2 separate regions of the Homo sapiens genome follow, and region 2 is linked to region 1. A link is an interaction called in ENCODE POLR2A ChIA-PET data of the cell type or tissue named here. Cell type or tissue: A673. All regions are shown on one strand. Links, peaks and the distances in the headings refer to the core of each region. The heading gives the core; the rest is flanking DNA.

Region 1 (12,584 bases), core at 3,292-7,291:
CAAATTTAATGTACAAAGCCAAGTTGTTGACAACCATACCCTCCCTCCAGCCAACCAGGTACTCTCACATTTCTCATCAATCTCAGTACATAGCCAGTCCATTCTTATCAGTTGCACAAATAAAAACTTTGGAATCATCTTTGACTCTTCTACACCCATGTAATCTGTGGATAAATCTTTTCAATTCTACTACAAAAAAAATATACAGAATCTGACCACCATCCACCTCCTCCATGCCACCAACCTGGTCCAGGCCACCCCCATCTCTTGCCCGAATAACTCGCTAGAGCCCTTACTGGCTTCCCTGCTCCCACCCTTGTTTACCAACAGGCCAATTTCCAACCTTGAAATCAGTGTGATTTTGTTAAAACATGAATCAGATCACACTGTTTTTTTTGTTTGTTTGTTTGTCTGTTTTTGTGAGACAGAGTCTTGCTCTGCCACCCAGGCAGGAGTGCAGTGGCATGATCTTGGCTCACTGCAATCTCTGCCTTCTGGGCTCAAACGATTCTCCTGCCTCAGCCTCCCAAGTAGCTGGGATTACAGGCACCTGCCACCACGCCCGGCTAACTTTTGTATTTTTAGTAGAGATGGCATTTCACCATGTTGACAAGGCTGGTCTTGATCTCCTGACCTCAGGTGATCCGCCTGCCTTGGCCTCCCAAAGTGCTGGAATTGCAGGCGTGAGCCACCACACCCAGTTGAGACCCTGCCTCTTAAATTTAATTAATTAACTGAATTTTTAAAATTGAAAAACTGTCCAACAGCTTCCCATCTCATGTTCTATGCATAATCTACGATCTGTGCATGATCCATGACCTGTCTGTGAGCTCTGTGTGATCTGTTCATGATCTATGTATGATCTATGATCTGTGCATGATCTTTACATGATCTTTCCATGGTCTACACAGGACCGCCCCATCCTTACCCTCCTGTCTTCACCTCATGATCCTTTCTCACTTTCTCCAGATACATTGAATATGCCAGGGTCTCTCCTGCCTTCTCTCCTTTGCCTTCGTGGCTCATTCCCTCTCTTCTTTTCAGGTCTTCATTCCACTAGGTAGGTCTTTTTACATAGTACCCCACCCTTCCCCCAGCTCAGTTATCACTTCTAAGATGCCATAGATTTCCCTGGTCTATCTCTCTCTTTTTTTTTTTTTTTTTTTTTTTTTTGAGACAGAGTCTTGCTTGTTGCCCAGGCTGGAGTGCAGTGGCACAATCTCAGCTCACTGCAACTTCCACCTCCCGTCCTGGGCTCAAGTGATCCTACCATGTCAGCCTCCCGAGTAGCTGGGACAACAGGAATGCACCACCACGCCCGGCGAGTTTTTGTATTTTTTTGTAGAGATGGGGTTTCACCATGTTGTCCAAGCTATCTATGTCATTTTCCATCTGTCTCCTTGCACTAGAATGTAAGTTCTTCAAAGACAGAGATCTTTGTTGTGCTCACAACTCACCCGTCTCCTTAGCACCTAGAAGATTGCTTAGCACACATGTTTAATAAATATTTGTTGAATGAATGAGTAATTAAATAAACGTAATACTTTCTTCTACAAACTGTGCCTAAGAAGATAGCCATGTGCAAAGGCTAAAACTCTGATGTTAGAGAAAGGATTTTATTTATTTTTTGAGACAGAGTGCAATGGCACAATCTCAGCTCACTGCAACCTCCGCTTCCTGGGTTCAAGCAATTCTCCTGTCTCAGCCTCCTGAGTAGCTGGGATTACAGGCATGCACCACCACATCCATCTAATCTATGTATTTTCAGTAGAGACCGGGATTTTGCCATGTTGGCCAGGCTGGTCTTGAACTCCTGACCTCAGGTGATCCGTCCACCTTGGACTCCCAAAGTGCTGGGATTACAGGTGTGAGCCACCTTGCCGGGCCTAATTTTTGTGTTTTTAGTACAGATGGGGTTTTACCATGTTGGCCAGGCTGGTCTCAAACTTCCAACCTCAAGTGATCCACTGGCCTCAGCCTCCCAAAGTGCTGGGATTACAGGCGTGAGCCACTGCGCTGGCCCCAAATGTTCTTAATCACTGATGCAAGTAGACAAGAGGGCAGAAGTACAGGAAATAATTCAGACCACAGGCCTAGGAGCCAGAAGGGAGATTTCTATTCTTAATTCTCTGCCATTGGGCTTCCAGAGCCTCCTTCCAGAGCCTAATAGTTTGGATTCTATTAGTCAGCATTGATTTGGGTTTACTTCAGTTTAATTTAGTAGGAACCTCCAGCTAAGCTCCAGAGTGGAGAGGAGTACAAATTTTCATTTTCACCAAGGTCTTGTTTATAAAGAAATGAATTTAGTCACATTTTACCTTGGCAGGCAGCCCGTTTGTCCCATACTGCCCCAGAGAAAAGCTACTGTAACAAAGGCAGACACATAGTAGACGTGTTAAAGAGCTTGAGGGTCATCCAGTAGGTTTTGCCAACCTCCAGACAACTCTGCCTGTTACTGAGTCTCAGCTTATCCAGTAAAAGTCCCACCTAGAGCCACAAGATTAAAACTGCTGGATGAGGCTCATCTCGAACAGCCCCACACTGGCAGCCAAGAATCCCAAAAGAAAAAAAAAAGAAAAACTTGCTAAACTGGTTGCCAAGGACACTTTGCTTTGAATGAGACTCTACTTTGAGAGGGAGAAGCAAAGGTGAAGAGAGGAGAGTAAATCTCAGGCTGTGCTTCTCCCCTGAACTTCAACCCCAGGAAAACGGCATAGCTAAATTACAAAAGGACTTCCAAATTGGGGCATGTGTCTAGGCAACTTCCCAGGAGAAGACAATACGAATGTGCAAATTCCATATTGCAGATAATCTCTTCTACCTGAAAAAAAATGCAAAACTGAGAGGAGAGGAGGCAATACTTAGTGCTGTTATGCAGGAAGAACTGTTCTTTTTTTTTTTTTTTTGAGACAGAGTCTCACTCTGTTGCCCAGGCTGGAGTGCAGTGGCACGATCTCAGCTCACTGGATTCAAATGATATTCCTGCCTCAACTTCTCAAGTAGCTGGGATTACAGGCATGAGCCACCATGCCCCACTAATTTTTATATTTTTAGTAGAGATGGGGTTTCACCATCTTGGCCAGGCTGATCTTGAATTCCCGACCTCAAGAGATCCACCCACCTCAGCCTCCCAGAGTGCTGGGATTACAGGCATGAGCCACTGCACTCAGCCAGAACTGTTTTTTTTTTTTTGTTTTTTTTTTTGTTGTTGTTGAGATGGAGCCTTGCTCGTCGCCCAGGCTGGAGTGCAATAGCACGATCTCGGCCCACTGCAACCTCTGCCTCCCAGGTTCAAATGATTCTCCTGCCTCAGCCTCCTGAGTAGCTGGTATTACAGGCATGCACCACCACACTCAGCTCATTTTTTTGTGGAGATGGGGTTTTACCATGTTTAGTAGAGATGGGGTTTCACCATGTTGGGTCAGGCTGGTCTTGAAATCCTGACCTCGTGATCCCCCTGCTTCGGCCTCCCAAAGTGCTGGGACTACAGGCGTGAGCCACTGCATCAGGCCAGAACTGTTGTTTTATAGGAGACGAAGAGATTCACAAACAGCCAGGAGCTAGGTCCTCCCTGCTTTGTATTGAAGCCGGAAAATCGAAGAGATTCACAAACAGCCAGGAGCTAGGTCCTCCCTGCTTTGTACTGAAGCCAGAAAATCGTGGATTCATTGTCTGAGAATGAAGCCAGGTGCCGGGAATTTATGAGCCTTGAGGAAACTGACTGGAGAGAGAGCGCCTTCCCTAAAGTCTGTGTTCTCCCCTCTTTATAAATTGTATTGCAGAAGCATATTTCAAAAATATAAAAGTTGGCATGAATAAGACAACATTTGGGGTGTCCAGAAGGCACTGAGTAGTAGTGGGTGTGGTTGGAAGGCACTCAGGGAACACTGTCTTGGAATTAATCCCTTTCTGGGCAGAGCCCAAGCTTTGGCAGTTGATGGGAATTCCCCTAACAATGGTAGAATGACACTTTGGCCCAAATACATCGTGAGCTTTGTCCTAGACCAAGTTCCATTTTGATTTTCTAATCTTATCCTTTAGTTTAGCTAAGTGACCAAATAATTTTCCAATACGGTCTTTGATATTTATGTATTTTAATGCCTGGTGTGTGAAGACTGTCTTTGCGTATACTTACCGATTCTCACAGAAAATGTGTTATTATCCCCATTTTTGAAGAAACTTGAGGCTCTTTATAAACAAGACCTTGGTAAAAATGAAAATTTGTACTCCTCCCCCTTCTGGAGTTTAGCTGGGGGTTCCTACTAAATTAAACTGAAGTAAACCCAAATCAATGCTGACTGATGGAATCCAAACTATGCAGGAAAATGGTGTCATTTTAAATACAGTAAAATTGTCAATTTTTCTATTTTTTTCTCATCGTTTCAGTCATCTACTTCAAAATTATAGACATTATGAAGAAACTGAAAGAAAGTTGCATTTTTCTGTTTATTTGGGCAATTGCTGGTCATGACTGATATAAAGTTGACTGTTTAAATACTGCATTTGAAAAAAACAAAAAAACACCAAAAAAAAAGAAAAATAAATATTGCATTTGAAACTTCATTTTAATAACTTGCTCAAGTGAGATAAATTATTCCTTTTAAACTATTATTTAAAGAGAGCCACTCCAGCAGCCTGCGCAACATGACAAAACCCCATCTCTACAAAAAGTAGCCAGGAGTGATGGTGCGCACTTACAGTCCCAGCTACTTGAGAGGCTGAGGTGGGAGGATCACTTGTGCCCAAGAGGGCGAGGCTGCAGTCAGCTGAAAATCACGTCACTGCACTCCAGAGTGAGATCCTGTCTCAAAAAAAAAAAGGAGAGCCACTCCAAAATATTTTAATATTATCAGTATTATTTTTATCGACATTATTTTTTAACATTGTCAGCATTAGTCTGCTATTTTTTTAAAATACTCGGTGTATATAGAAACGTTTAATGAGCTCATGACCTTCATGGTTAGGGATAGGATCTTAGAATTCCAGAAGAAACACAAAGTGAAATTCTAGGTCCTTGATACAAGGAGCAGAGAAGTAGATATTGGATTTCAGTGGGAGGATGCCAGGGGTGACTTAGGTCTCTTCCTAGCACAGCAACATTGATGGAATCAAAGTGATCGCGTTTTTCACAGTGGTCTTCCTTACATTGGGAGACCCCAGAGGTTTCTTTTAGAGTGGGAATCACCGCCAACGTGGGAGAAAAACGCTGCTTCCTGGTTGGCCTCCATCTGCCTGCCGTAAAGCAACCAGTGGCCAAGGAGACTTTTCCAAACAGCCGCCGTTCCCAGGATGCTGTGTGTCTGCTTCTCTGGATTCCCAGTGTAATCGCCTCCTCCAATTAACCTTGACTCTGGAGAAACTAAAGACTACAGTGGTCACCTATGAAAACTCAAGCTACTACTTCGCATAATCAGGGAAGCCATTCAGAGGGTTTATCTCACAGAAACATATGCAGACACGGGTGTAGTTCCAAGGATTTTGCATCAACTTCACTAGCTAACATTTCTTTTTTCTTTTTTTTTTTATTGAAACAGGGTCTTTCTCTCTCTGTCACCCAGGCTGGAGTGCAGTGATGCAATCATAGCTCACTGCAGCCTCGATGTCCTTAGTTCAAGCGATTCTCCTGTCTTAGCCTCCCAGGTAGCTGGGACTGCAGGCATGCACCACCACACCCAGATATTTTTTCTATGTTTTGTAGAGACGGAGTCTCACTATGTTGCACAGGCTGGTTTTGAACTCGGGCTCAAGCAATCCTCCTGCCTTGGCCTCCCAAAGCACTAGGATTGCAGGTATGATCTACTACACCCAGCTGATAGCTTTGAATATATAGAAGAATTCCTCAGTAAAGCCTGTTTTTATAAAATTTTCATCTTCTGATAAACACGAGAGAAAATATATCTAAGCAGTTCTCAAGGAAACAAAGATAGAACAATTAAGTTAACATTCCTTTGAAGCAAATATGTAAGTTGCTTATGTGAAGATTTCCTATCTTTGTTTGCATGGATACAAAACAACAAACAATTCAAGGGTCCCAGATAAGGATGACCATAGCTGGGTTTCTTGAGGGAGACAGCCTAATCACATATCAGTTCTGCTTGGAAATCACAGACATCCCTGCAACAGTGTCTGGCTTCTGGTTCTTAAGCTATCTGTCCATCACCGTCCTTATGTTCTTGTTTCGATTTCATCCATATTCATTTGGTGCCAAGGCAGAACTCCAAAGTGATCTGCAAAAGTCTGTGGTTAAGTCCCATTACAGAGGATATGAACAAAAGCACTAACATTTATAGAGCAATTCAGGATGGGCCAAGTTCAGCCAGACTCTATTCAAAGCACGTTGTTTATATTATCAGGGTGATTCCTCAATGGGACCCAAAGAGATAAGTACTGACAATGGCACCCCTATTTTACAGATAAACAAACTGAGACAAATGGGAGTGAAGCATTTTGTCCAAACCCTCGGGGTGTGAATGTCAGAGCCAGGTGGGCCAGTGCTGCAGCCACCTGTTGACACTGCCTTTGCTTGGGCAGCATGCTTAGAAAATCACGACTAATGAAAGAAAAAAGTCTTCATGTCTAATTTTTTTGTTTTAGACGGAGTCTCGCTCTGTCACCCAGGCTGGAGTGCAATGGCATGATCTCGGCTCACTGCAATCTCCATCTCCCGGGTTCAAGTGATTCTTCTGCCTCAGCCTCCCAAGTAGCGCAGGTGTGTGCCACCACGCCTGGCTCATTTTTGTATTTTTAGTAGAGATAGGGTTTCACCTTATTGCCCAGACTGGTCTCGAACTCCTGACCTCGTGATCTGCCTACCTCAGCCTCCCAAAGTGCTGGGATTACAAGCATGAGCCACCGCGCCTGGCCTCATATGTAATTTTTAAATATTTCAGATATTCTATATATTCAATCGTAAATTTAAATGAAAACTTATTAAATTTCTATATTCTGCCAGGTGCAGTGGTTCATGCCTGTAATGGCAGCACTTTGGGAGGCCGAGGCGGGAAGATCACTTGAGCCCAGGGGCTCAAGACCAACCTGGGCAACATGTCAAGACCCAGTCTGTACAAAAAATACAAAAATTAGCCTGGGGTGGTGGTGTGCGCCTGTGGTCCCAGGTACTCAGGAGGCTGAGGCAGGAGGATGGCTTGAGCCCCGGAAGTCAAAGCTGCAGTGAGCCATGATCACACCACTGTGCTCCAGCCTAGGCAACAGAGTGAGGCCCAGTCTCAAAAAATCAAAAACAAACAACAACAAACATATATATATAATAAATGTCTGTATTCTCATGGGTACAAAAACATAGTTGGAAAGAATGAATAAGCTCTTGCATGTGGGTAACCAGAAGAAGAAAGAAGAAGGAGAAGAAAAAAGTAAGGTAAAGAAACAAACAGGCCGGGCACGGTGGCTCACGTCTGTAATCCCAGCACTTTGGGAGGCCAAGGCAGGCAGATCATGAGGTCAGGAGTTTGAGACCAGCCTGACCAACATGGTGAAACCCTGTCCCTACTAAAAATACAAAAAATTAGCTGGGTGTGGTGGCATGCGCCTGTAATCTCAGCTACTCAGAAGGCTGAGGCAGGAGAATCGCTTGAACATGGGAGGCGCAGGTTGTAGTGAGCCGAGAATGTACCACTGCACTCCAGCCTGGGCGACAGAGCAAGACGCCGTTTCAAAAAAAAAAAAAAAAAAAAAAAAATGAAAAGAAGAAACAAACAAGCCAGGCACAGTGGCTGACGCCTATAAATCCAGCACTTTGAGGCGGGCAGATCACCTGAGATTAGGAGCTCGAGACCAGCCTGGCCAACATAATGAAACCCCATCTCTACTAAAAATACAAAACAAAACAAAAAAATTAGCCGGGCATGGTGGCACACACCTGTAGTACCAGCTACTTGGGAGGCTGAGGCAGGAGAATGGCTTGAACCCGGGAGGAGGAGGTCATAGTGAGCCGAGATTGTGCCACTGCACTGTAGCCTGAGTGACAGAGCAAGACTCCATCTCAAAACAAACAAAGAATAAGACCTAGTGTTAGCTAGCACAACAGGGTGACTATAGTTAAAAAAAAAAAAAATATATATATATATACACCTCTCTCTCTATATATACGTATATATATATAAAAAATATATATATACATATATATATATAAAAATATATAAACGTATATATATAAAATATATATACGTATATATATAAAAAATATATATACGTATATATATAAAAAATATACGTATATATATAAAAAATATATATACGTATATATAATATATATACATATATATATAAAATATATATACGTGTATATATATAAAAAATATATATGTGTATATATAAAATATATATATACACGTATATATATTATATATATAAAATATATATATACGTATATATATAATATATATATACCTCTCTATATATATACGTGTGTGTGTGTGTGTGTGTGTATGTGTGTGTATATATATATATATATATAGTGTGTGTGGCAGAGTCTTGCTCTGTCACCCAGGCTGGAGACTGCAGTGGCGTGATCTTGGTTCACTGCAACCTCTGCCTCCCAGGTTCAAGCGATTCTCCTGCCTCAGCCTCCCGAGTAGCTTGGATTACAGGTGCCCACCACCATGCCCAGCTAATTTTTTTTTTTGTATTTTTAGTAGAGATGGGATTTCACCAAGTTGGCCAGGCTAGTATCAAACTCCTAACCTCAGGTGATCTGCCCACCTCGGCCTCCCAAAGTGCTGGGGTTACAGGTATGCGCCACTGTGCCTGGCCGTAAAAAATAATTTAATTGTACATTTAAAATAACTAAAAGAGTTCAACTGGATTGTTTGTAACACAAAAGATAAATGCTTGAGGTGATGGATTTCCCTTTAACCCTGCTGTGAATATTATGCATCGCATGCCCGTATCAAATATCTTACGTGCCCCACAAGTATATAAACTTACTATGCACCCACAAAAATTGAAAATAAACTTGAAAACCTAAAAACAAAACAAAAATCAACATTAAAGAAAAGTTTTCTGTATTTTCTGAGTTGTCTCAGTGGGTAATTTATCATCCCACTTTACTTAAAGCTTTGTCATTTGGGAAAAAAATAATTCCTGCCTTTCCATTGGTAATCTATCCCAGTTAAATGCATTGTTCAGCTCCACATTTGGCTTTTGGGTGCTCAACGTAGGGATATAAAGCATCTATTTCACCCAGACATAGCATTCATTCACTCAAAGTTTATGAAATTCCAGAAATTGAATGTACGACAGCGGCCGGGCAGTTTCTCATGCCTGTAATCCCGACACTTTGGGAGGTCGAGGCAGAAGGATCACTTGAGCCCAGGAGTTTGAGACCAGCCTGAGCAACACGGCAAGACCTTGTCTCCACAATCTCAGCAGTGTCATCAAATGGTGACAAGACTTTGTCATGTCCTAGAGAAAAAGATTCTCAGCACTTTCTACATTAAAAGCCTCTTTGGAAGGACAAATTCTATTTCACACAAATCTATGGAGTTTAACATCTGTATCCCCTCCTGCCAGTAAGCACTAAGCTTAAAAGAGTATTTCATCTATGACCTCTGAAATCTGATCAATGGCGTTGAATTTTCCCACGCCATCACACCAGCTTGTTTTCAGTCGTATTGTTGTACAAATTGCCACAAAAAATATGCAAAAGTTTTTAAACAAAACTTGGCACCATGTTGATAATGTGAACCTGCAATGTGAGGTCATGCTATTGTTGACCATGTTAACTTCCACTAATAGGAATCTGCATCCTGCCTTGTTCTTCAAGCATCAACAAAATGAAGATAGTTTTTTAAAATTTATATTTAATCACACAAATCAGTTAAATTATTTAAAATATCCTATTAATTTATAAGCTCTTTGAGAGCTGGAACAATTTTCATTCTGCCATTCATCTTTGTAACCTTCACAGGACTTAGCCATAGACACTAATTAAAAATGCACACTCACACACACACACCCCTACATACAAACATATACAAATATTTACAGTTGAAATGAAAAAAGCGTGTACAGTACCATCATGGTTCACTGTAGCTTCGACCTCCTGGGCTCAAGCGATCCTTCTGCCTCAGCCTCCTGAGAAGTTGGGACCACAGGTGCATGCCACCACACCCAGCTACTTTTTTAATTTTTATTTATTTATTTTTTTTTGAGACGGAGTCTGGCTCTGTCGCCCAGGCTGGAGTGCAGTGGCGCAATCTCGGCTCACTGCAAGCTCCGCCTCCAGGTTCACGCCATTCTCTTGCCTCAGCCTCCTGAGTAGCTGGGACTATAGGCGCCCACCACCACGCCCAGCTAATTTTTTGTATTTTTAGTAGAGACAGGTTTCACCATATTAGCCAGGATGGTCTCGATCTCCTGACCTCGTGATCTGCCCGCCTCGGCCTCCCAAAGTGCTGGGATTACAGGCGTGAGCCACTGTGCTCGGCCAATTTTTTAATTTTTGCTAGAGATGAGGTCTCACTATATTGCTCAGGCTGGTCTTGAGCTCCTGGCCCCAAGTGATCCTCCTGCTTTGGCCTCCCAAAGTGCTGAGATTACAGGTGTGAGACACTGCACCCAGCTAAAAAAGTTGTATGGTACTTTAAATAAATCACTGTAACGTTAATGAAATAGAAAAGAGCTCAAACAGAAAACACTTAGGAGGGAATTGTACTATTCCAGGCAAATGCTGGAGGAGCCAAGGATTAGAAAAGTAGCCACAGATCGGAAACCAGGATTCAAACCAGATACTCCAGCTCCAGGGCCACCTCATTATACTGCCTTAGCTTCGCCAACATGCCTAGAAAATTACAATTCATAAGAGGAAAAAGTCATCATGCTTAGTTTTCAGATTCTCCAGATATTCTACACAGTATATTAAATTCCAAACTCAGATAAAAGTCTATTAATTTTCTTTTTTTTTTTTTGAGACAGAGTCTCACTCTGTCGCCCAGACTGGAGTGCAGTGGCACAATCTCGGCTCACTGCAACCTCCGCCTCCCAGGTTCATGTCATTCTCCTGCCTCAGCCTCCCAAGTAGCTGGGACTACAGGCGCCTGCTACCATGCCCAGCTAATTTTTTGTATTTGTAGTAGAGACAGGGTTTCACCATGTTAGCCAGGATGGTCTCGATCTCCTAATCTCATGATCCACCCGCCTCGGCCTCCCAAAGTGCTGGGATTACAGGCGTGAGCCACCGCGCCTGGGCTTTTTCTTTTTTTCTTTTTTTTTTTTTTAGATGGAGTTTCACTCTTGTTGCCCAGGCTGGAATGCAATGGCACAATCTTGGCACACCACAACCTCCGCCTCCCCTGTTCAAGTGATTCTCCTGCCTCAGCCTCCCAAGTAGCTGGGATTATAGGCATGCGCCACCACGCCCAGCTAATTTTGTATTTTTACTAGAGGTGGGGTTTCTCTATGTTGGTCAGGCTGGTCTCGAACTTCTGACCTCAGGTGATCCTCCCGCCTCAGCCTCCCAAAGTGCTGGGATTACAGGCATGAGCCACCGTACCCAACCAAAAGCCTATTAAATTTTTATAATCTCTAGTGTATCATTGTGACTAATTTATCATTCTAAATCCCCTAAAGATTATCAGTTTGAAAAAAGTAACACACAAAAAAGTAGTGATTTACCACGTTAGTAGTCTATTCCGGCCACTATCCTAGAAAACTATTTATTTTATTTTATTTATTTATTTTTTTTGAGACGGAGTCTCGCTCTGTCGCCCAGGCTGGAGTGCAGTGGCACGATCTCGGCTCACTGCAAGCTCCGCCTCCCGGGTTCACGCCATTCCCCTACCTCAGCCTCCCGAGTAACTGGGACTACAGGTGCCCGCCACCACGCCCGGCTAATTTTTGTATTTTTAGTAGAGACGGGTTTCACTGTGTTAGCCAGGATGGTCTCAATCTCTTGACCTTGTGATCCGCCTGCCTCAGCCTCCCAAAGTGCTGGGATTACAGGCGTGAGCCACAGCATCCGGCCTAGAAAACTATTTAGAAGGTAAAATGGATGGGAAGTGTAATTGATCAGATGAAGCACACGTGTGTGTGTGTGTGTGTGTGTGTGAGAGAGAGAGAGAGAGAAAGAGAAAGAGAGAGGATGCCACTTTTTCTATTTTGGGAAACGGGTAGATAGTAGTACAATTTACCAAGATAGGAAAGGCAAGAGAAAATATTTTCCAAATAATCATTACAAGAACCTGTCTTTCCTTTCTCCAATGAAGTTTGCCACGAGTGTTGTGATCAGCTCTTTCACTTCTGCCATTGGCACTCTATTGAATCATTGCTTAGTTACTTTGCTCCAGATATTTTTGCTGTGTTCCTAACAGTCCTGATCAAGCTAAAAAGCATTGTGTGTTACACAGAGAACTGAGATATGTCCTACAGCACAGACTACCTCTTCCAGAGTTGTTTACTTTACAAGCACTGCTAGCTGATACTGTGGATGACCCAACTGATCATCCTACTATATGCTAAAGTCTGTTGACTTCTTCAAACCCCCAAGCTTTGATCCTAACAGGACCCAATTTGAGATGATAAGACACCTTTTCTATCTTAGTGTATCTTTATTCTGAGTGTAGTAAATG
Region 2 (12,584 bases), core at 4,694-8,693, 300 kb after region 1:
TGAACCGAGATCATTGCACTCCAGCCTGGGCGACAGAGCGAGACTCCGTCTCAAAAAAAAGGAGTTGCAAATCTCTGACAGGATCTTGGGGACACCCATAGGATTCCCAGACCACACTTCGTCCAAGCACGAGGCTCTATGCTACTAATCTAGGATTCACTAAGGGAATGAGTAACTTAGCAATAACATGCAATCTCTAAACTCTGCGTGAGGGATTCAGGTGTGTTCTCTGCGTTAAGGTATCGCTAAGCCTGGTTAGCTTCTTGGGGGCGGTGGGTTCATTCACCTTTGTCTTATTCTCTGCAGCTTTGGGCAGATCTGCGGAGTTACTTGGGCTGGACCCAACACAGCTCACAGATGCTTTGACCCAGAGATCAATGTTCCTCAGGGGAGAAGAGATCCTCACGCCTCTCAATGTTCAACAGGTACACACGCTTTGCCATCTGATCTTGCGTTACTAGACACTCCTGGGTTTTCAGATCCATAGGTTTGATTGAAATATGTAATTATAATAACAGTTGTAACTGTAATATATTAATAACTGTTCAAATGACTGGTTCATGATAAAAATAAAGAAGATACCAAAGGATTGGGAATAGACAAAGCTATTGAATTGCTGTCTAATTGTCTAAAATAACATCGAATTGTTGTTTAAGAGGATGGGTCGAATGCAGATTGCCTGACTTTGAACTTGACCCTTCTACTTACTACTGTCTGCTCTTGGGAAATTTAGTCACTATGCCTCAGTTTCCTCCACTATAAGACAAGCATAATTATACCTAATTCATAGGACTCTTATAAGAAAAATAACAAATATATGCTGAGCATTTAATGTCTGGTACAGAGTAAGTGCTAAATAAACATTACTTACGACAATAATGTGTTGTTATAATGAAAACAATATAATAATATGTTTTATTTATATTTGCCTCTGCTACTGCGCTGAGCCAATGTATATGTGCTAGCTCTTTGTATTAGGGTTTTCTTAGAGGGACAGAATATGATAGATAGATTGATAGATATAAAGGGGAGTTTATTAAGTATTAACTTACATGATCAGAAGGTCCCACAATAGGCTGTGTGCAAGCTAAGGAGCAAGGAGAGCCAGTCTGAGTCCCAAAACTGAAGAACTTGGAGTCCGATGTTCTAGGGCAGGAAGCATCCGGCATGGGAGAAAGATGTAGGCTGGGAGGCTGTGCCAGTCTCGCCTTTTCGCATTTTTCTGCCTGCTTTATTTTCACTAGGAGCTTGTGCCCACCAGATTAAGGATGGATGTGCCTTCCCTAGCCCACTGACTCAGATGTCACCCACACAGACACACCCAGGATTAATACTTTGTATCCTTCAATCAAGTTGACACTCAGTATTAACCATCACACTCCTCTAATATGTTTTTAATTGGATAAATGAAAATGCTGACCATATTATGAAGAAAAACTTTGTAAATACAAAGTATAATAGAAAATCAGAAAAATTTTAAAAAGAGCTCACATCTTAATTATTGTTTTAAACCTGGTGCCAGGTGCGGTGGCTCACACCTGTAATCCCAGCACTTTGAGAGGCTGAGGCGGGCAGATCACCTGAGGTCAGGAGTTTGAGACCAGCCTGACCAACATGGAGAAACCCCATCTCTACTAAAAATAGAAAAATTAACCAGGTGTGGTGGCACATGCCTGTAATCCCAGCTACTCAGGGGGCTGAAGCAGGAGAATCGCTTGAACCTGGGAGGTGGAGGTTGCTGTGAGCCGAGATCACGCCATTGCACTCCAGCCTGGGTGACAGAGCTAGACTCCGTCTCAAAAAAACAAAAAACAAAAAAAACCTGGTAACATTTGTACCTGTATATATGGTTTAGATTCTTTTGTATAACAGCATAGCAAGTTGAGTTTGGAATCCTGGTATTTAATCTTAACAGAAGAGAAATATGTGAATTCCAGTTTATCTTTTCTTTAGATATCTGTCCTTTCCTAGATGAGATCGATTGACTTCACACTGGAGGGCCAGATGCTATGCTAGTCTTGTGTGTGTCTCTCAAGTGGGGAATGGATGGCCTTGCCTGTCTGGGGTGCCCGGGGTCAGCTGAGTCTGTGCTGGTTTCTCTCCCACAGGCAGTAGACAGCAGGGACTCCCTGGCCATGGCTCTGTATGCGTGCTGCTTTGAGTGGGTAATCAAGAAGATCAACAGCAGGATCAAAGGCAATGAGGACTTCAAGTCTATTGGCATCCTCGACATCTTTGGATTTGAAAACTTTGAGGTAGGTTTCCTAACAGTGCAGCACGTGAATTCTCTTCTGTCCATGATTAGCTGCTATTGAACAAATCTCTGTGAGCAAACTCTTTTTTTTTCTTTTTTTTTTTGAGAAGGAGTCTCACTCTGTATCCCAGGCTGGAGTGCAGTGGCGTGATCACAGCTCACTGCAACTTCCACATCCTGGTTCAAGTGATTCTCCCACCTCAGCCTCCCAAGAAGCTGAGATTACAGGTGCCTGCCACCACAGCCGGCTAATTTTTCTTGTATTTTCAATAGAGACGGGGTTGCACCATGCTGGTCAGGCTGGTCTTGGACTCCCGACCTCAGGTGATCTGCCCACCTCGGCCTCCCAAAGTGCTGGGATAACAGGTGTGAGCCACTGTGCCAGACAACAGGCATTGATATTTTTCTCTGCAGATCTTTTCTTTGTCTTTTCTTCACCTTTCTATATAATCGTGAGTACACTAAAGATACTTATTGAATGCTTTCCCCCCTTAGGTTAATCACTTTGAACAGTTCAATATAAACTATGCAAACGAGAAACTTCAGGAGTACTTCAACAAGCATATTTTTTCTTTAGAACAACTAGAATATAGCCGGTAAGCACTCATAGAATTCCATTTCAATTTTTTTTTTTAAAGCAGCAACTAGATTCGTTTTGAAGCTATGTTTTCATTTAACTTGGCTGTTTAAAATCTTTCTACAGGGAAGGATTAGTGTGGGAAGATATTGACTGGATAGACAATGGAGAATGCCTGGACTTGATTGAGAAGGTAATGTATTTTTGAAGAATGGTTACAGTCCCAAGGGGGTCCAGCTGGACTGATTCATATTTATGGGAACAAAATAACGTGCACGAACACGCACATCAACGATGTGAATGTTTAGAACACAATGGACCATTTGGAAACATAAATGTAAATGTGCAAGGTTGAATTTAAATACTTGGCTGCTTCAAACCTATTGTCTCATTGAACTCAGTATTTTAGAATCAACAGTGTGTGAATTGGCTTCCCTTAGATTTTAAGTCAGAAGCAAAGCCTTGCCAGTACCAATATAGATTTGCCAGTTGTAAAAGTTTTATCCCCAAAATTGCAACGGGTTCAATTTTTTTTTAAGATTTATATAAGAACTTAATTGGTTTTCTCTATAGTGTATCATTATGGATTTTCCAATCGAGAAATTACCATGCCTTTTCTTTTAACCACTCATTTGTTAGAGAGTAGAGAAGAGCTCTCAAATAGTTTGGGACGCACACATTCAACTTTTTTTTTTTTTTTTTTTTCCCCTGAGACGGAGTCTCACTCTGTCGCCCAGGCTGGAGTATAGTGACACAGACTTGGCTCACTGCAACCTCCGTCTCCCAGGTTCAAGTGATTCTCCTGCCTCAGCCTCCCCAGTAGCTGGGATTACAGGTGTATGCCACCACGCCCAGTTAATTTTTTTGTATATTTAGTAGAAACAGGGTTTCACTGTTGGCCAGGCTGGTCTGGAACTCCTGACCTCAAATGATCTGCCCATCTTGGCTTCCCAAAGTGCTGGAATTACAGGCATGAGCTACCCATGCACCCAGCCACATTCAACTTTTAATTCATTTTTTCTTTTTCTTCTTCTAGAAACTTGGCCTCCTAGCCCTTATCAATGAAGAAAGCCATTTTCCTCAAGCCACAGACAGCACCTTATTGGAGAAGCTACACAGTCAGCATGCGGTATGTCAAAACCTGCAATTCTTCATCACATTGGAGTAGCACGTCTGTGGGTTGGGATTACACACCAGACATGTCAGTCCGCTGGCCCAACTGTGCCTCCCACATTGAACATTTATTCTCAAACCAAAGCTGTTCTTCTATTACTAGAACTAAATTGAAATAAGCAAAAGGGTTAGATTTGGAGCTACTTGTTAGAATGCCCAAGCTTATTTAGAGAACGTAAAATTGTTAATCTATTATAATGACACAATCGAGAGTTAACATGGTTTTTATAAAGTGCACCATATGCCGTGTCCTGAAACGCAGATCCATGGCAAGTTTGGAAATGATTTTCACTGTCTTTTGTATTTAGTGTTCTCTGGAAGTCAAAGGAAATCAGTGAGTGAAATAAGGCATTGTATTTTTTTTTTTTTTTTTTTTTTTTTTTTTAGAATAACCACTTTTATGTGAAGCCCAGAGTTGCAGTTAACAATTTTGGAGTGAAGCACTATGCTGGAGAGGTAACTTTTTATTAAGATACCTATTGATATTTGCCTGTTTGGTATTCAGAGAAAACAGTGGTTTCAGAAGCCAATCATGAATTTATTGGGCTGGGCATGGTGGCTCACATGAGCCTACAGTCCCAGTACTTTGGGAGGCTGAGGCAGGAGGATCACTTGAGGACAGGAGTTTGAGACCAGCCTGGGCAACATAGATATAAAAAACATCTTACAAGATATTTTTTAAAAAGTTAGCCTGGCATGGTGACACATCTGTTGTCCTAGCTGTTCTGGAGGCCGAGGTGGGAGGATTGCTTGGGCATAGGAATTTGAGGCTGCATGAGCTATGATCACGTCACTGCACTTCAGCCTGGGAAATAGAGCAAGACCCTGTCTCTTAAAAAATAAATAAATAAATTTCTTGGAATGATTTCTTTTTGTGGCTCTTTCAGGGAAGTTGCTTATGACCTGAAACTATTCTTTCAATCAGTTTTCTCCTCTCTTATTTATTAAAACTAGGTGCAATATGATGTCCGAGGTATCTTGGAGAAGAACAGAGATACATTTCGAGATGACCTTCTCAATTTGCTAAGAGAAAGCCGGTATGTCAGTCTTCTCACCGAGAAGTACTTAGCAAGCAAATGAATATTTGTGCAAATGCTTTTAATTCACAAATATAGAACAAATTGCTGTTATGTAAGAAACTTAGTATTGTTTTTCCCAGGTAATACTTCATCAATGAAGTAACTCAAAAGTATAACAATAATACAAGCAAGGTCGGGCATGGTGGCTCACGCCTGTAATCCCAGCACTTTGGGATGCCAAGGTGGGCAAATCACGTGAGGTCAGGAGTTTGAGACCAGCCTGGCCAACATAGTGAAACCCCATCTCTACTGAAAATACAAAAATTAGCCAAGCATGGTGGCAGGCACCTGTAATCCCAGCTACTTGGGAGGCTGAAACAGGAGAATCGCTTTAACCTGGGAGGTGGAGGTTGCAGTGACCCAAGATTGCGCCATTGCAGTCCAGCCTGGGTGACAAGAGTGAAACTCTGTCTCAAAATAAATAAATAAATAAATAAATTAATAATAATAATAATAATATAAGCAATGACTGCCATTTAGTGAGGTACTGAAATAAACCAACCACAGAGGTATAAGTAACATACTGTTATTAATCCTCTTATGCAGATGAGGAAACCGAGCCTTGAAGCAGTTAAAGCTGTTAAGTGACTTCCCCAAGACCTCTCAACTGGTAACCAGTGAGCCATCGAGTCCAGTTTTGATCTGGTCTGGTTGGCTTGAGAACCTTAATATCTTAAGCAGTGTGGTCTGCTGTCTTCACAGGGAGCTTAGAGCTGCGTGGTTAAGCTGATTTCAGCCTTGGTTTTATAGGACTCCTGTGTCTCTAGTTAGTAAAATAAATGCCTTAATTCAGCTATAATTATAAATTTATTACATATTCATTTATTCGTTCATGAATTATAAATTTACACCATTAAATCAATAAAGAAAACACACAGAAACTTGCAGTGATAAGTTATTTGTATGTATTAGACCAGGAAGTGTCCTTTTTGGTTTTTTTTTGGTTTGTTTTTTTTTTTTGGAGACAGGGTCTCGTTCTGTCACCCAGACTGGAGTGCAGTGGCGCAATCTCGGCTCACTGCAACCTCCACCTCCCAGGTTCACGCCATTCTCCTGCCTCAGCCTCCCGAGTAGCTGGGACTACAGGTGCCCGCCACCACGCCTGGCTATTTTTTTTTTTTTTTTTGTATCTTTAGTAGAGACAGGGTTTCGCCATGTCAGCCAGGATGGTCTCCATCTCCTGACCTCATGATCCGCCCACCTCGGCCTCCCAAAGTGCTGGGATTACAGGCATGAGCCACCATGCCCGGCGGAAGTGTACTATTTTTAGGAGGCTTTGTAAGAGAGAAAGAGTTTAGGGAAAAAACCCTTTCCTGAAAGCTTTCAGCACCTGTGTTGGATCTGGTGGGAATCTGTAACAAAAACACATGTTTATATCTAAGGAAGGAAAGTAGCAAAAAAGTTTAAAAGCTGTAATACTTTTAGAAATGTAAATACTAGATGGCCACCTGTCACTTAGATAGGAATGAATTGGGACAAAGGGAGCCCATATAAGGTAGTATCAGCCTAGAAACTCAGAATTTGAAACATTTGATCTTCAAACTTATTTTAACTCTTCTATGTGAGGGTTCACTATATACAACATTGTTAGCTATTTTATTTTTAGGTGAGTTTTCAGACCTGTAAAAATGATGGGTGTTTAAAAAACACCATAGCATGCTGTCAAAGCAATTTCTTAGTTTAATGCGATACGTTTAAATAAAAGCCCTGTATTGATGTTAAGTAGAGGCAGTTTGTCGTAGTGAAAAGATTGCAGGCCTGGAGACCAGCGAGGTGGAGTTTCGCCAGCTGCCTCTGTGCCAGCGTGAAGCAGTTTTGTGAGTGGTGTAAAGAACTTCCTGTCTCAACCCCAGGTTTCCCCTTGCAAACCGAGGAGCTGGGGCTGTTCACTTGCTTCACTCTCTTTCACCTTTGACATCTGTGACATTTTAATGGAACCAAAGCTTCTCTCCAAAGAGCTCAAAGCACAGTTAGAGAACTTAAGAGAGTGAGCATTAAAGAGCACCCGAGAACAAAAATGAAAAAGGTTGGGGCAAAGCAAGAAGCGACCAGGGAAAGCTCTAATATTGCCGCTTGTGGGGAGGCAGATGCTCAGAAGTCTTCCCTGACTGTCCTGGTGACAGTGAAGCCACCAACCCCACCAGCTCCATAGCCCATGATACCTTCCATGCAAGGAAGATTTAAAAATCATTGAAGGCTGGGCGGGCGCGGTGGCTCACGCCTATAATCCTAACACTTTGGGAGGCCGAGGCGGGTGGATCACCTGAAGTCAGGAGTTCAAGACCAGCCTGGCCAACATGGTGAAACCCTGTCTCTACTACAAAATATAAAAATTAGCCAGGCGTGATGGCAGGCGCCTATAATCCCAGCTACTCAGAAGGCTGAAGCAGGAGAATCGCTTGAACCCGGGAGGCAGAGGTTGCAGTGAGCCGAGATCGCACCACTGCACTCCAGCCTGGGTGAAAGAGCGAAACTCTGTCTAAAAAAAAAAAATTATTGGGAAGCTTTTCACTTTTACCTTGTTAATAGTAGCAATGGATTTTACAGAACTTTTTAAATAATAACTAATATCAATATATATGATATGCCAGGTAGCATGCTTTCTGCCTTTTACATGCATGTTCTCCTTTCATTCTCACCTGGCATTAGGGGATAAATTAAAAAATTATCTCCATTTTCCAGATGAAAAAACTGAGGCTTAGAGAGAGATGAAACATCTTGCCCAAGCAACACAGCTGGGAAGTGGGGAGACAGGATTTGAACCATCGCCTGCCTCACCCTGTAATTAGTGTTCCCCAGGAGCACCTTTCCATCCGTTAACTGCTTCAATCTTTGCAACACTGCAAGATGGCAAAACTAATAACTCACTTTTGCAAGTGAGGAGACCGAGGCTACAGAGGCTTAGATGGCATTCCAGAAAGCACAGAGCTCCTAAGTGGGATTCCACCCTTTGTCACTGTCATGCCAGTCCCCTTCTCTGCAAGACTCTGGTCTCTGACACTGCCACGTGTTTTCAGTGCCTAAAGCTCTTTGGCAGTGTTTGGTTTGAAATCTTTGGAAGCTGTCTTAGTTCTTCCAGGCCTAGGGTGTATTACTTTGAATTATCATTGAGAAAGGGCACCATTAATTACAATAATCTTGCACCTAATAATGGGTGTGTGTGCCTCACTGACCTCCTGCTCTTGCCTCACACAGATTTGACTTTATCTACGATCTTTTTGAACATGTTTCAAGCCGCAACAACCAGGATACCTTGAAATGTGGAAGCAAACATCGGCGGCCTACAGTCAGCTCACAGTTCAAGGTTCGTTTTCACTGCTGGCTTAGAGGAATCCGTCGTTACTGTATTTTTAAGAACTGAAAAGAGGATTTGGGTGTATGTGAAGTCTATGAGAATATTTGTTTATTTTTGTTTCCTTTTATATCATGCTTTTAAACCAGATAGTGCTTTAGAAATAAAATAGAGTTTTGGCTCACGCCTGTATTCTCAGCACTTTGGGAGGCCGAGGTGGGCAGATCACCTGAGCTCAGGGGTTCAAAACCAGCCGGGGCAACATGGTGAAATCCTGTCTCTACAAAAAATACAGAAATTATCTGGGTGCGGTGGCGCATGCCTGTAGTCCCAGCTACTCAGGAGGCTGAGGTGGGAGGATTGCCTGAGCCTGGGAGATCAAGATTGCAGAGAGCTGTGATTGCACCACTGCACTCCAGCCTGGGTGACAGCGTAAGACCTAGACTCTGTCTAAAAAAAGAGAGAAAAGAAATAAAATAGACTTTTTCTCTGAGTCAGATGAAAACATGTAGATCCTTTTTAAAAAAATAAATGGCTATTTCTTCTAAGCTTTTGAAATAGCAAACTCCTTAAGGCCATTTGGGACCACTCTGATTTGTATTTAGAGACTCATGTGGAAATGGGATATATTTCTTCTCATATCTGGATGTTTTTTCCCCCTGGTTAGATGAGACTGATGTCAGTTACCTTGTCCTAGGCTCTTAATCTTCCAGCAGAGGTTTTCAGTTTTCTTTTTCTAGAAGGTCGGTTTGCCAGGACTTCTCTGAGAAAGCTTTTTTTTTTTCCGTGTGTGTGTGTGTGTGTGTGTGTGTGCGTGTGTGTGTGTGTTTGTGTGTGTGTGAGACAGGGTCTTGTTCTGTCACCCAGACTGGAGTGCAGTGGTGTAATCACGCCTCACTGCAGCCTCAAACTCCCAGGCGCAAGTGATTCTCCCCCCTCAGCCTCCTGAGTAGCTGGCACTACAGGTGTAAGCCACTACACCCGACTTTTTTTTTTTTTTTTTTTTTTTTAAAGGCAGAGTCTCGCTCTGTCACCCAGGCTGGAATGCAATGGCACGATCTCAGCTCACTGCAACCTCTACCTCCCAGATTCAAGAGATTCTTCTGCCTCAGCCTCCCAAGTAGCTGGGACTAGAGGCATGCGCCATTACGCATGGCTAATTTTTCATACCCGGCTAATTTTTAGATGTTTTACTGAGATGGGGTCTTATTATGTTGCCCAGGCTGATCTCAAAATTCTGGCCTCCAGCGATCCTCCTGCCTCAGCCTCCCAAAGTGCTGGAATTACAGACGTGAGCCACTGCACCCACCCTTGGGTTTTTGAAATGTTTGAGACTTTAAACTGGACTAGCAGTGAAGGAAATGGAAAAGGGTGGGTGAGCTTTCCAGGTGCAGGCGAAGGCAGGAGAAGAGCCCAGACACAGAGATGCAAGTCCTGTCTCTGAGGACTGTCAACAGACAGTAGAACACCAGCCGGACAGGACACCTCGTGAGAATTTAAGATGGTATCAAAATATGAAGGGCCGTGAATGTCAGGATGTTTTGTCTTGTGAGAAATTTTAAAGTTTTCTGAGCTGGAGAAGTAATTAATCCATGTAGTGTTCAGACAGTTCAGTTTTCTTCAACAAGATTATGAGAAGAAAAAAGAGACAGATGGAGGGAAAGCCAGTGGATTAAAAGAGACTGAAAAGATGCATCCACCAATTACAATGAATGGACCATATTTGCATTTTGATGCAAAAGAACAAACCCTTTAAAATTTATGGGCTGGGCATGGTGACACATGCCTGTAATCCCAGCACTTTAGGAGGCCTAGGTGGAAAGATTGCTTGAGTCGAGGAGTTCGAGACCAGCCTGGGCAACATAGCGAGGCCTCATCTCTACAAAAAAAATTAAAAAGTTATTCGGCATGCCCTTGTATTCCCAGCTACTCAGGAGGCTGAGGTAGGAGGATCACTTGAGTCTGGAAGGTTGAAGCTGCCGTGAGCTGTGATCACACCACTGTACTCCAGCCTGGGTGGCAGAATGAGACCCTGTCTCAAATAAATAAATAAATAATAAAATTTTTAAAAATCATAAAATTTGAAGCAGTTGAGCATTTTAATATGAAATGTGAGACCATTGCACATTTTAATATTAGTTTAAGGAATTAATGTCATCTTTTCAGGTGTGATGATGCTGTGGTTACACAGTGCTTTAAAGTGTTTAGCCTTTAATCCTACATACTGAAATGCTGCTGGAGGAAATCACATCATGTCTGGGATTTGCTTTTCCACAGGGGTGGGTATAGTATGTGTGGATCAGGCGAAATGAGATTAGCCCTGAGCTGAAGCTGGTAATGAGAACTCATTGTATGCTTTTGTCTGCTTTGGTAAATGTTAAAAACTCTAAAAAAAAAAAAAAAAAAAAAGTTGGAAAAGAAAGTAGTATTAAAGATTGATCTGGAGTCTGTAAGTCTGGCGATTTGAAGGTAAGAGTGAGAGATTGTGGCTCAGAGACCAGTGAAGTGCTGGCATAGACTGTCATTTCGATGGAACTAATGAATTGGGAAGAATAATGACAGTGGAAGAGTGGCTATTTCTCAGTTTTTCTGTACTAAACGTTGAAATATCCTAGGATGATTTTTGTTTGTTGACAGAATGGTTTATTAAAATTGTACTATTTCAGGCCGGGCGCGGTGGCTCACGCCTGTAATCCCAGCACTTTGGGAGGCTGAGGCCGGTGGATCACGAAGTCAGGAGATCGAGACCATCCTGGCTAACACGGTGAAACCGCATCTCCACTAAAAATACAAAAAATTCTCCGGGCATGGTGGCGGGCGCCTGTAGTCCCAGCTACTCTGGAGGCTGAGGCAGGAGAAGGGCATGAGCCCGGGAGGCGGAGCTTGCAGTGAGCCGAGATCACGCCACTGCACTCCAGCCTGGGTGATAGAGCGAGACTCCGTCTCAAATAAATAAATAAATAAATAAAATAGAATTTTACTATTTCAAAGGAAGTGATAAATGAGTTTGGTGTATTATCGAATAATTTCAATTATTAATACATTGACTCAGTATGTTTATTTTATATTAGAATGACAATTAAAAAATGAAAACCTCTAAGTTATTAGTCCTATGATTTATATTGTGTTTTTTAAATTATTGTTTCTAAGTGCCTAGAGTACTGAGAAATTTAAAGAATGACATAATAAGAGACTAAATCAACATATACTTTTTCTAATAGGACTCACTGCATTCCTTAATGGCAACGCTAAGCTCCTCTAATCCTTTCTTTGTTCGCTGTATCAAGCCAAACATGCAGAAGGTAAGATTGATGACAGTCCTAGGCTGGGATCTGTCTCGAGGGACACAGCCTCCTGGGGTGGTTACTCACAGATTTGGTTTCTCCAAAGTCCTTTCATTGTAGATGGTTGGAAATGGATATGACATTATTATAACTTGACATGAAATGAAAAAGTTCCCTTTGTCCCTTGGGCCTGTTAGTCTGCTTTTGAGTGATGTTATTAAGCTTTAGGGACATCTATTTGAAAAGGAAACATTGTGAAGCCTTTACTTTTTTTTTTTTTTAGCGTTTGGTTTAAAATTCTTGGGAAAAGTTTCAGAGTGTGATACATCATTTTACAGGAAATATTTGATGTGTGGTGGCTGATTTTTTTTTTAAAGTTTTTATTTGTCTTTCTTTCCTTCTTTTTTTTGCTTTATTGTTATTTTAAACACGATGAAGAGGCTTTAAGTAGTAATGCTAGATTTTAAGTACTTTAAATAGTTGTTTATAACTAATTAGAAAGCACTCTAAAGGTTGTCATAAGTATTAATGTCTTGGCTCTTTGATTTTAGCTTTCTAATTTCATAATCCGATTACAAGGAATGTGAGCTTAAAAAGGAAAAGCTACCTAAACAAAGAAACTATAGTGTTAGATATATGCAGTCGCTGAATCCACAGCTAATTAGGTAGCTTGTCTTAAAGTATTGTTAATACATTTAAATTATTTTGATTCAGCAAACAGCCTCTTAGGAATGCTTCTTATGTGAGAAAACCCCTACAAATTTTAATTGTAATGTAATTTTTATGTAATTTAATTGTAATGTAATTTTTATGTAATTTAATTGTAATGTAATTAAATTGTAAAATTTAATTGTAATTTTAAGAGCTAATGTTAAAGAACTAGATGCCATCCTCATAAGGTTTAAGGTAAAAAATCTGATCTGAA

Evidence for each region. Peaks named below come from ENCODE experiments on the same cell type or tissue, not always from the same donor. Only the 100,000 strongest peaks of a DNase experiment are listed, where the experiment ranks them.
Region 2: POLR2A ChIA-PET joins it to region 1 with 9 read pairs; 2 of 35 experiments call an interaction of 5 or more read pairs at or near these places.

The regions. Positions count from the first base shown.
Region 1 is chr5:17,047,537-17,060,120 of GRCh38, reverse strand. No RefSeq gene overlaps it. Among named protein-coding and RNA genes, the nearest start is that of MIR10522, 100 kb to the left of the region's middle. In A673, for the core only: no CTCF peak of the experiment used is centred there; no DNase peak of the experiment used is centred there.
Region 2 is chr5:16,753,921-16,766,504 of GRCh38, reverse strand. MYO10 (myosin X) reads left to right here. Exons shown (of 41, transcript NM_012334.3): 11 at 307-425; 12 at 2,109-2,255; 13 at 2,750-2,850; 14 at 2,958-3,024; 15 at 3,868-3,960; 16 at 4,392-4,460; 17 at 4,959-5,041; 18 at 8,279-8,387; 19 at 11,597-11,677. Among named protein-coding and RNA genes, the nearest start is that of RETREG1, 140 kb to the right of the region's middle. RefSeq lists enhancers at 10,665-11,305, 11,306-11,946. In A673, for the core only: no CTCF peak of the experiment used is centred there; a DNase peak (open chromatin) is centred at 6,914; H3K27ac peaks cover 978 bases.